Linked DNA regions of Homo sapiens: region 1 is linked to region 2. Evidence: chromatin contacts called from ENCODE Hi-C or POLR2A ChIA-PET data. All regions are on one chromosome and are shown on one strand. The core of a region is the stretch at or near the end of the contact, and the rest is flanking DNA. Distances in the headings are between cores, read along the strand shown. Region 1 overlaps USP34 (ubiquitin specific peptidase 34). Region 2 has its middle 130 kb from the start of XPO1.

Evidence for each region. Hi-C counts contacts between places; a loop is a spot of excess contacts on that map. ChIA-PET counts read pairs that join two places held with the same protein, here RNA polymerase II (POLR2A). Pooled maps may share reads with other maps.
Region 1: a map of naive thymus-derived CD4-positive, alpha-beta T cell shows a loop between it and region 2 (2.2-fold over the local background). The contact joins two enhancer-like sites. A Hi-C loop is called at or near these places in 3 of 168 maps with a recorded cell type or tissue (CD4-positive, alpha-beta T cell, Calu3 and naive thymus-derived CD4-positive, alpha-beta T cell), 1 of 37 single-sample maps with no recorded cell type and 5 of 50 pooled maps. POLR2A ChIA-PET finds 5 or more read pairs at or near these places in 1 of 52 experiments (naive thymus-derived CD8-positive, alpha-beta T cell).

What each region holds. Positions count from the first base shown.
Region 1 is chr2:61,424,106-61,429,290 of GRCh38, reverse strand. All of the region lies in intron 1 of USP34 (ubiquitin specific peptidase 34), which reads left to right. Among named protein-coding and RNA genes, the nearest start is that of SNORA70B, 9.3 kb to the right of the region's middle. RefSeq lists enhancers at 2,086-2,763, 2,764-3,441, 3,442-4,119. Within about 2 kb of position 2,815, at least 10 of the 41 ENCODE cell types and tissues checked have a DNase peak (open chromatin) inside an H3K27ac peak, as active enhancers do.
Region 2 is chr2:61,670,155-61,675,546 of GRCh38, reverse strand. No RefSeq gene overlaps it. Among named protein-coding and RNA genes, the nearest start is that of XPO1, 130 kb to the right of the region's middle. RefSeq lists an enhancer at 4,314-4,553. Within about 2 kb of position 3,971, at least 26 of the 41 ENCODE cell types and tissues checked have a DNase peak (open chromatin) inside an H3K27ac peak, as active enhancers do.

The DNA.
Region 1 (5,185 bases), core at 1,566-4,065, 250 kb after region 2:
TATTTTTAGTAGAGACGGGGTTTCACCTTGTTAGCCAGGATGGTCTCGATCTCCTGACCTCGTGATCCGCCTGCCTCGGCCTCCCAAAGTGCTGGGATTACAGGCGTGAGCCACTGTGCCTGGCCAAACCTAGCTAATTTTAAAATTTGTTTAGTAGAGATAGTGTCTTGTACTGTTGCCCAGGCTGGTCTAGAACTCCTAGCCTTAAGCAATCCTCCCTCCTTTTCTTCCCAAAGCGCATCCTTTTTATTTATTTTATTTTTTTTATTTTTAAACTCAATCCACTCTAATGGAAATTTGGTTTGTTTCTAGTGTGAGTAAAGTTATTATTTTGTTTTGCTCTTTGTGTTTTGTTTGTTGGCTACCTGTGTGGACTAATTCTGTGAATTCTGGCTGCCCTGTAGTTTGTAGCCATTGATATCTCTGTTGGTTATTGTTACTGTTTCAATACATAATTCTTTTCTCTCTTTATTTTCAAACCTCACTTCCTAGGAGTTACCTCTGAATCGGCATAGCTAATTTTTTTCCTAAGTCTGTTGTAATTTCTAGGTTCCCCTCTTTCTTTTTATTTGTTGCAGAAACTGCTCGTTCCGTGGCTTGCTTAGTGCATACGATTTCCCATCTGGATTTTGCAGATTTTATCCTTGTGTAATTATTATGCTTTGTCTTTTGTATTTCCATACTTTTATTGCTAGATCTAGAGGCTTGATCAGATTCAGGTTAAATTTCTTGGCAAGACTGTTTTATAGGTTGTGTTGTGTTCTTCCATGGGGTTGGTTGGAGTGCCACTTAATGTCATAGTTAGCAAGCAGCCATTGCCTAAGGCTTTTATTACATTAACAGCTACAAAACTAATCCTGTCACTTTTTTCTTTGATTAGGTGGACTATCTGTATCAGGAGAAACTTGCTTTTATTACCTGTTTCATTACTTTTATTTGCTATTTCTACGTGAAAGTCAGGATGAATGGCTGATTTCTCCCTTTGTTAACCAGTTTTCAATGACTGATTTAACATTTGCAAAGGTGATCACTTTTTTTTTTTTTTTTTGAGAATCATTAGAAACTCATACTCAGAAATAACATTTTTGCCTTTGTTTAAGATTTGGAAGTTTTTTTTTTTTTTTTGTGACGGAGTTTTGCTCTTGTTGCTCAGGCTGGAGGGCAGTGGCGCAATCTTGGTTCACTGCAACCCCTGCCTCCCGGGTTCAAGCGATTCTTCTGCCTCAGCCTCCCAAGTAGCTGGGACTACAGGCACACGCCACCATGCCCGGCTAGTTTTTTTGTGTTTTTAGTAGAGACGGGGTTTCACCATGTTGGCCAGGCTGGTCTCAAACTCCTGACTTCAGGTGATCTGCCTCCCTCAGCCATCCAAAGTGCTGGGATTACAGGTGTGAGCCACTGTGCCTGGCCACCAAAAACTCTTTAGATTTGCCCTTTTGAGGCTATTTTCTAGATCCCGTAGGCATGCTTCATTTTTAGAAATTCCGTTTTCTTTTTTCTCCTGACTTGGGTGTTTTCAAATAGTCTGTGTTTGAACTCACTAATTCTTACTTCTCTGCCATCAATTCTGCTGCAAAAGACTAATACATTCTTTAGTATGCCAATTGCGTTTTTCAGCTCCAGAATTTCTGCTGGAGTCTTCTTACATGTTTTAATCTTTGTTAAAGTTATCTGATAGAATTCTGTATTCCTTCTGTGTTATCTTGAATTTCTTTGAGTTTCCTCAACACGGCTATTTTGAATTCCTTATCTGAAAGGTCACATATCTCTGTTTCTCCAGGATTGGTCCCTGATGCCTTATTTAGTTCATTTGGTGAGGTCATGTTTTCCTGGATGGCGTTGATGCTAGTAGATGTTCTTGAGTGGCATTGAAGAGTTAGGTATTTATTGTAGTCTTCACTGTCTGGCCTTATTTGAAGCTGTCCTTCTTGGGAAGGCTTTCTAGATATTTGAAAGAACTTGGGGCCGGGCACGGTGGCTCATGCCTGTAATCCCAGCACTTTGGGAGGCCAAGGCGGGTGGATCACGAGGTCAGGAGATCGAGACTATCCTGGCTAACATGGTGAAACCCTGTCTCTACTAAAAATACAAAAAAATTAGCCGGGCGTGGTGGCGGGCACCTGTAGTCCCAGCTACTCGGGAGGCTGAGGCAGGAGAATGGTGTGAACCTGGGAGGCAGAGCTTGCAGTAAGCCGAGATCGTGCCACTGCACTCCAGCCTGGGCAACTCCATGTCAAAAAGAAAAAAACTTGGGTATTGTGATCTAAGCTGTATCTGCTTTAGGGGTACCCCAAGCCCAGTAATTCTGTGGTTCTTGCAGACTCATACAGGTACCACCTTGATGGATTTGGACAAGATCTGGATAATTTGTGGATTACCAGGTGGAGACTCTTGTTCTCTTTCCTTACTTTCTCCCAAACACACGGTCTCGCTGTCCTGAGCCACCTAAAGCTGGGGTTGGAGTGAGTGACACAAGCACCCCTGTGGCCACCATGACTGTGCTGGGTCAGTCTTGAAATTAGGACTATGCTGGGTCTCACCCAAGGCCTGCTGTAACTGCACTCTGGCTACCTCCCATGTTTGCTGAAGGCCCTGGTGCTGTGCAATCAGCAGTTGGCAAAGCCAGCCAGACCTGCATCCTTCCTTCAGGGCAGCAAGATCTCTAGACCCCAGGTGGGTCCAGAAGTGTTGTCTGGGAGTTAAGATACTAGAGCAATACTTTTTGTATTGTGGCTGAGCTGGCATTCAAACCACAGGACTGGTACTTCTCACTCTTTTTCCCATTTCCACCTCACCTCGTAGCCACCGCCACCCCCAGGCCACAAGGGGTACTGCCAGACTCACCGATGTTTCTCTAAGGCCCAGTGTCTCTGAAGTCAGCTTGTCATGAACGCTCTGTTACCTGGGACTCACCCTTCAGGGCAGTGGGCTCCCCTGTGGCCCAGGGCAGGTCCAGAAATGCCATTTAAGAGTCAGGTCTTAGAATTAGGGACACCCAAGAATCAACTGGTGCTCTACCCTGCTGTGTTTGTGCTGGTACCTAAGCTGTAAGACAAAGTTCTCTTTACTCTTTCCCTCAGCTTTTCTCAAGTAGGAGTTTTGCCCCATAGCCACCACAGCTGGTAATGTGCTGAATCTCACTGAAGCCAGCAAGTCTCAGAGGCTCAACTGAGGCCCTCAATGTAGTACTTGGATATCGCTACTGGTTATTCAGGGCCCAAGGGCTCCTCAGTTAGGTGATGAATGCTGTCAGCTCCTGTCTTCTGGCCCAGGGTGTGTGTAGAAATGTCTGGGAGTTAGGGCCCTGAACAGGGGACCTCATGACTCTGAGCGGTGCCCTGTCTTGCTGTGGCTGAGCTGGTATCCAAGATGCAAGAGAGTCCCCCCCACTCTTCCTTCTCTCCTCAAACAGAAGGAAGGCATCTTTCTTGGAGCCCTGAGCTGTGCAGCCTGTCGAGGGGAAGGGGTGATGCCAGCACTCCATTGGCTGCCCCGCCTGGTGTCTCAGTATGTCTCATTCCCTGCTTCCTGTCCCCCTTCCCACCACCTCTACTGTCTTGGTGCCCAGTTCATTCATTACTAAGAATCGGTTAAGAGTTGTAGTCCTTACGGCTCAGACTGCCAAAAAGTTTACTTGGAAACATGGAGTGCTGTAGCCCTCCATGGTGAGGCTGGTGGGAACTCAAGTTGGGACTCCTGGGATCGGCAGTTGCCCTCCGCTTTAGGGCTGGTTTAAATGCTCCCTCCCTGGGTGGGAGTCACCTGGGTTTGATCTGGTTTTCTTTTCTGCTCTCACAGGACAGCACTGAGTTCAGTGGCTTGCAGTTGCTGTGTTGTCCCTCCCTCAGCACCGAGAGGCTCTAGGCACCAGGCCTTTTGCTGCTGGCTGGGGGAACAGGAAGTGTGCGTAGTTGCTAATTGAGGACTGTTGTTTCTCCCTTCAGTGATACGCAGTTAAAACCAGGTACTATGAGTACTCACCTGATTTTTGTTTTTTATGAAGGTGTTTCAGTTAAAACCAGGTACTATGAGTACTCACCTGATTTTTGTTTTTTATGAAGGTGTTTTTTCTATGTAGATCTTAATTTGGTATCCTTGTTGGCGGGGGCATGGGCATGATCAGTGGAGCCTTCTATGCTTGCTCTGCCTCCCACCTGTTTTCAGTCTAAAAAATCAGTGGCAGCTGGGCGCAGTGGGCCACACCTGTAATCCCAGGAGGCCAAGGCAGGTGGATCATGAGGTCAGGAGTTTGAGACCAGCCTGGCCAACGTGGTGAAACCCTGTCTCTACTAAAAATACAAAAATTAGCCGGGCGTGGTGGTACATGCCTGTAATTCCAGCTACTCAGCAGGAGAATCACTTGAACCTGGGAGGCGGAGGTTGCAGTGAGCCGATATTGCACCATTGCACTCTACCCTGGCGGACAGAGTGAGACTCCCTCTCAAAAAAAATTCAGTGGCTTCCATTAAACTACAGTTTGGATTTCCTGAACTCCTTTAAAAAATAATTGCAAAAATTTTTAATTGTGGTAAAAAAAAATATAGAACATAAAATTTACTGTTGGTCTTTTTTTCTTAAATAGAGAGGGGGTCTCGCCATGTTGCCTGGGCTGGTGTTGAACTCTTGGGCTCAAGTGATCCTCTTGCCTTGGCCTCGCAAAGTGTTGGGATTACAGACATGAGCGAAACATTTCTTTTCTTGATCATTTTTTATGTATATAGTTGAGTAGTGTTAGAAATGTTAACATTCTCGTGCAACAAATCTCTACAACTTTTTCATGTGACAAAACTGAAACGCATTTCTGGGCAACCACCCTTCTCCTTTGTTTCTGTGAATTTGGCTACTTTAAATACCTCATACCAGTTGAATTGTACAAGTACAGTCATGCACCGAGTAACGATGTTTTGGTCAATGATGGACCTAGTGTAGGACAGTGGTCGTAAGGTTATAATTTTTACTGTACCTTTTCTATACTTAAATATGTTTAGATATGCAAATACTTACATTGTATTATGGTTGCCTAGAGTATTCAGTACAGTTACATGCCATACAGGTTTGTAGCCTAGGAGCAATGGGATATTTATACACCGTATAGTAGAGGTCCAAGAGAGCAAAGATCTCTTGGAGATGGTGCTTTCAATTCATTTCAGTATATATGCTCACGAGTGGGATTGCTGGATCATAT
Region 2 (5,392 bases), core at 2,722-5,221:
TAACTATATGCAAAACACAGGAATTAGGCAGAGGTAAGGAAAATAAGTTGGTCAACAGGAAGCAGGTTGTCATTTAGGCAATCATGATGGGTAAAAAGTCTTGAGTCTCTTTGTCCAGATGCAATGATCTGGTAACTTTCAGCTCCTTGGTACTATATGGGAGGCCTGATGGTTGGTTTCCTGAGAAAGGAACTCAGATAAGACAAATGTAACTTTCTCAAGTTTTAAGACTGTGAGTGTCAGTTTCTATGTTTATTCAAAAGAAATCATAAACATCAGTTTTATGGGACAATTAGGCCAGTTTCAATCCAAACACCTACTATATTTTATGGAATAAAATATTGCCTGATTCTAGAATCTCAAACAAAGCCAACTGAGATCTTTAAATTTGTAATTTTGTTCCTTGATGCTAGAAACCCCAGTCTTCTTTAACACATCTTTGACTTTCATCCTCTTGCCTGCTTAAATGGGCACCAAGCTTTCTCAATTCCACACCTCTCATGCTCCATAGCCATTCCCATTTTTTATCCCCATGGCACTACCCTAAGTAAGGCACTTGCCATTTCTTTCCTGAAAAAATTTAATGATTTTCTGACTATGGTATGATAGATTAAATTTAACTAAAGCTTCTTAAGTATTTTAAGTTTGGCCAAAAGCTTACACCATACAGTGAACTTAAACCTAACTAGATGTGTAAATAGACTGTAAACTACACTTGTAACAAAGAGCTGAGTCTCAACCAATCACAGAACCATACTTCAGCCAATCACAGGTGGCCAGCTGTTCAAACAGCGCTCAAGTAAGACAACCATCAGGGCTATAACCAATCCAGCTGTTTCTGTACCTCACTTCCATTTTCTGTGTCACATTCCTCTTTCTGTCCATAAATCCCGTCAGAACACGTGGCACCCCAGAAGTCTCTCTAAACCTATCATAGTTGGGGGTGGGATGTGCTGCCCAATTTGTGAATCATTTTTTGCTCAATTATACTCTATTAAATTGACTTTGCCTAAAGTTTTTCTTTCAACATTAAACCATGAATTCAATGGTTTTCTGTTCTCAGCCCTTTCTCTATACTGTCATCAGCACAGTGGTCTAAAACACAGACGTGATCATGCCATTTTTTTCTTCAAAAGCGCAGCAATAGATCATTCCTTGATTTATTGAGAGCTTCCTATGTGCTAGCTGCTGGGGATGCACTGGTGAGTTATGATAAAGGGAACATTTCAAACTAGGGGCAAAGAAATCAAATGGTCATCACAAAATGAAAAGATGCTCAATGTTATTTTTCTCCCATGAGATTGGCAAAGATTTTTCTTTTTTGAGACAGCCTTGCTCTGTCGCCCAGACTGGAGTGCAATGATGTGATCTCAGCTCATTGCAACCTCCATCTCCCAGATTCAAGCGATTCTCCTGCCTTAGCCTCCTGAGTAGTTGGGACTATGGGCGTGAGCCACCATGCCCAGCTAATTTTTGTATTTTTAGTATAGATGGGGTTTCACTATGTTGGTCAGGCTGGTCTTGAACACCTGACCTCAGGTGATCCACCCGCCTCGGCCTCCCAAAGTGCTGGGAGTACAGGCATGAGCCACTGCACCTGGCCAGCAAAGATTTAAAAGAATGAAAATATCCAATGTTGGCAAATATGTGGGAAAACAAGCAACCTCATCCACTATTGGTGAGGGTATTAATAGATACAAACTTTTTAGAGGGAAATGTAGCAATAATTATTAAAATTCCAAGGCCAGGCACAGTGGCTCACGCCTGTAATCCCAGCACTTTGGGAGGCTGAGGCAGGCAGATCACTTGAAGCCAGGAGTTAGAGACCAGCCTGGCCAACATGGCAAAACCCCATCTCTACAAAAAATACAAAAATTAGCTGGGTGTGGTGGTATGTGCCTGTAGGCCCAGCTACTTGGGAGGATGAGATGGGAGAATGGCTTGAGCCCAGGAGGTAGAGGTTGCAGTGAGCCAATATAGGGGCACTGCACTCCAGCCTCAATGACAGAACCAGGCTTTGACTCAAAAAATAAAATAAAATAAAATAAATTTTAGTAATACTCATTTGCCCTAACAATGGTTATCTCTGGAATTGTGGAATTCATTATATATATATATATATATATATACACACACACACGTGTATATATATATATATATATGTGTACACGTATATATATATATACATGTATATACATATATATTTATATATATATATATAATGTGTGTATATATATATATATATATATACACATTTTTTTTTGAGACAGTCTCACTCTGTCATCCAGGCAGGGGTGCAGTGGCGCAATCTCAGCTCACTGTAACCCCCGCCTCCCAGGCTCAAGCAATTCTTGTGCCTCAGCCTCCCAAGTAGCTGGGATTATAGGTGTGTGCCACCATGCCCGGCTAATTTTTGTATTTTTTGTAAGTTCAAGCAATTCTCCTGCCTCAGCCTCCCGAGTAGCTGGGTTTACAGGCGCCTGCCACCATGCCTGGCTAATTTTTGTATTTTTAGTAGAGACAGAGTTTCCCCATGTTGGCCAGGCTGGTCTTGAACTCCTGACCTCAGCCTCCCAAAGTGCTAGGATTACAGGCATGAGCCACTGCGCCGGGCCTGGAATTATTATATAAAAAACTTTTTTATATTCCTAGAAATCTGTAAGGCAAAAATAAAAAATAAAGACAGAAAAAGAAAAAAAAACTAACTTTTTACTTCTCCGAGTATTTTTCACTACTTTTCATAGTATTTAAATGTTTATGTTTATGATTATTCTTATCATCATTATTATTATTATTATTTTGAGACGGAGTCTCACTCTGTCGCCCATTCTGGAGTGCAGTGGCAAGATCTCGTCTCACTGCAACCTCTGCCTCCCAGGCTCAAGTTAGTCTCCTGCCTCAGCCTCCCGAGTAGCTGGGATTACAGGTGTGTGCCACCATGTCTGGCTAATTTTTTTGCATTTTTGGTAGAGATGGGGTTTCGCTATGTTGCCCAGGCTGGTCTTGAACTCCTGGCCTCAAATGATCTGCCCGCCTCGGCCTCCCAAAGTGCTGGGATTGCAGGCATGAGCCACTGCACCCAGCCTTATTTATTTTTCAATTTAAAAAATGATACAAAAATGTCATCAAGAAAATTTTTTTTCTTTAATGGATTCATGCTTTTTAGGACAACATTCAAGGCTCTTCAAAATGAGCCCCTAGCCCCACAATTTCACCTCTACCATTCCCATCCACCCTTCCCTCACCCAGAATTATCCTAGGTGATGCTTTTCGTTCTATTTCACTCCCTCCACCATTCCTCTCACTGGAATGTCTTCCCTCCTCCTGTATTAATCAAAATAATACTCATCTTCCCGGGAAGCCCAGGCATGACTTCCCTTTCTCTGGGATGCTTGTGCTCCCATCTGAATTAAATTGTCCCTCCTTGGTGCTGAGGCGGTAGTTTGTTTACACCTCTAGCAGAGCACAGTTTGGCTTGCACTATTGTCACTTGTGTCTAGTGTCTCCCTTGCCAGCATTTATTCTCCACTTTCCTTGCCTCTTCTGTGAAATAAATGTTCATTTCAAAATATTTATTCAGAGCATTGCATGTTCCATACATAAATCCACGCTTAAATTATTCAGCTCCTGGAGATACACAGCTCAGCCATGTGGGCAATTACTTCAAGTCACAAAATGCTATTTTGTATTAATTTGTATTTGAAGAGAGTGCAGGAATGCATTAAACATGTCTATAGCTGTCTGGTGTTTATTCACTGACAATGAGCCGGAATTATTACTTCACTTTAAGCCTTTCTCTGGTGATTTGTTTACAGAGAGTTGTGCTAAATAGCTGAATTGTTGTCATGACCCTTTGCCTAGATCTTTTCAAAACAGTCATTAGATTTGTGTTTTACATAACACATACACACACAAAATCTCATAACCAGGAGGAAAACTGAAAACAATTTAGAATTTTAAACTTCAGCATGAGTTAAGATTAGGTTTACGGTAATGGGGATAGCCCATGATTTTGTAACTCAACAATAATATAATTTTTGCCACTTGAAAGTACTAAGTTTCTGTGGTTGCCAAAAGTAAACTGTGACAGTGTGTAGAATGAACTAATAACTGTAAATGAACTTGATCAGTAGGGCTCCTCCCGGTAAATCAAATAATTAGTCAATTTTTGCTGTGTTGGAGACTACAGTTTCAGGTCCCCAAGTGGGAGTAGCTCTTAAAGCAAAAGTGGCAGCGCATTATCATTTGTAAATTTCCACTAACAAGCAAGCCTGACTGTGTCTTTTGGCAGCCAGGGCTGTGACCTTTCTAACAGCCCAGTGTTTGTCATTGTTTTGTTTATGAGCATCTATATATGCCAGGGAAGATCTGGGGAGAGAGATTCAGAAAAAGAAAACTGAAACTAAGAAGGAAATCAAAAGCAAAAAGCCAGAAACTACTTCTTTAGCCTTTTCTTTATGATCTTAGGACTTCAGGGACCTTGAAAGATTGATTTCCTTTCACTCAAGTTTCTCATAAAATTAGCTTTGGCTCATACATCTGTTACACAGTAGTTAATTTTACAAGATAAGCAGTACAGGGGAAATGTATCTGAGGGAAAAATCGAGTGCTGGAAGCTCAAGAGACACTTATAAGGTCACAGAACAAAGCTAGTAAGTAAAATGGTCCTACTATAGACCTGCAAATAGCAAAGGGTCTGCCTTGGGTTAATTTCAGTATATCTTTCATGACATTTCACTTTTCTTCTCCAGCAGCATTAAATATAAGTGGGCTTTACTGAACCTGTTCTGAGAGAGCCTTTTGAATTGCTCAGCCAAAGAGCAATCATGATTCAAGTTCATGAAATGTGAACTTTGTATTTTAGCATCCACTTCCCTGTAATGATCTCAAGACTGTACTAGCCACAGCAATGAATGTATTAACCAGTTCTTCATGTTCACAGCTACTTATGCCATTCTTAGATACTAAATGTGCTTTCACAAAAGCACCACTGGCTATCCCACTAGTAGCAATTATTAGTAGTCTTTTAAATTCAATCTTCTCGCCCAATATAAGGAGTCCCAGAGGTTGGCTGGGCGTGGTGGCTCACACCTGTAATCCCAATAGTTTGAGAGGCCGAGGCAGGTGGATCACCTGAGGTCAGGAGTTCGAGACAAGCCTGGCCAACATGGTGAAACCCTGTCTCTACTAAAAATACAAAAAAATTATCCAGGCATGGTGGTGAGAGCCTGTAATCACAGCTACTCAGGAGGCTGAGGCAGGAGAATCACTTGAACCTGGTAGTTGGAGGTTGCAGTGAGCCAAGATGGCGCCACTGCACTCCAGCCTGGGCGACAAAAGCAAAACTCCATCTCAAAAAAAAAAAAGAAGTCCCAGAGGCTCAGAAAGGCTC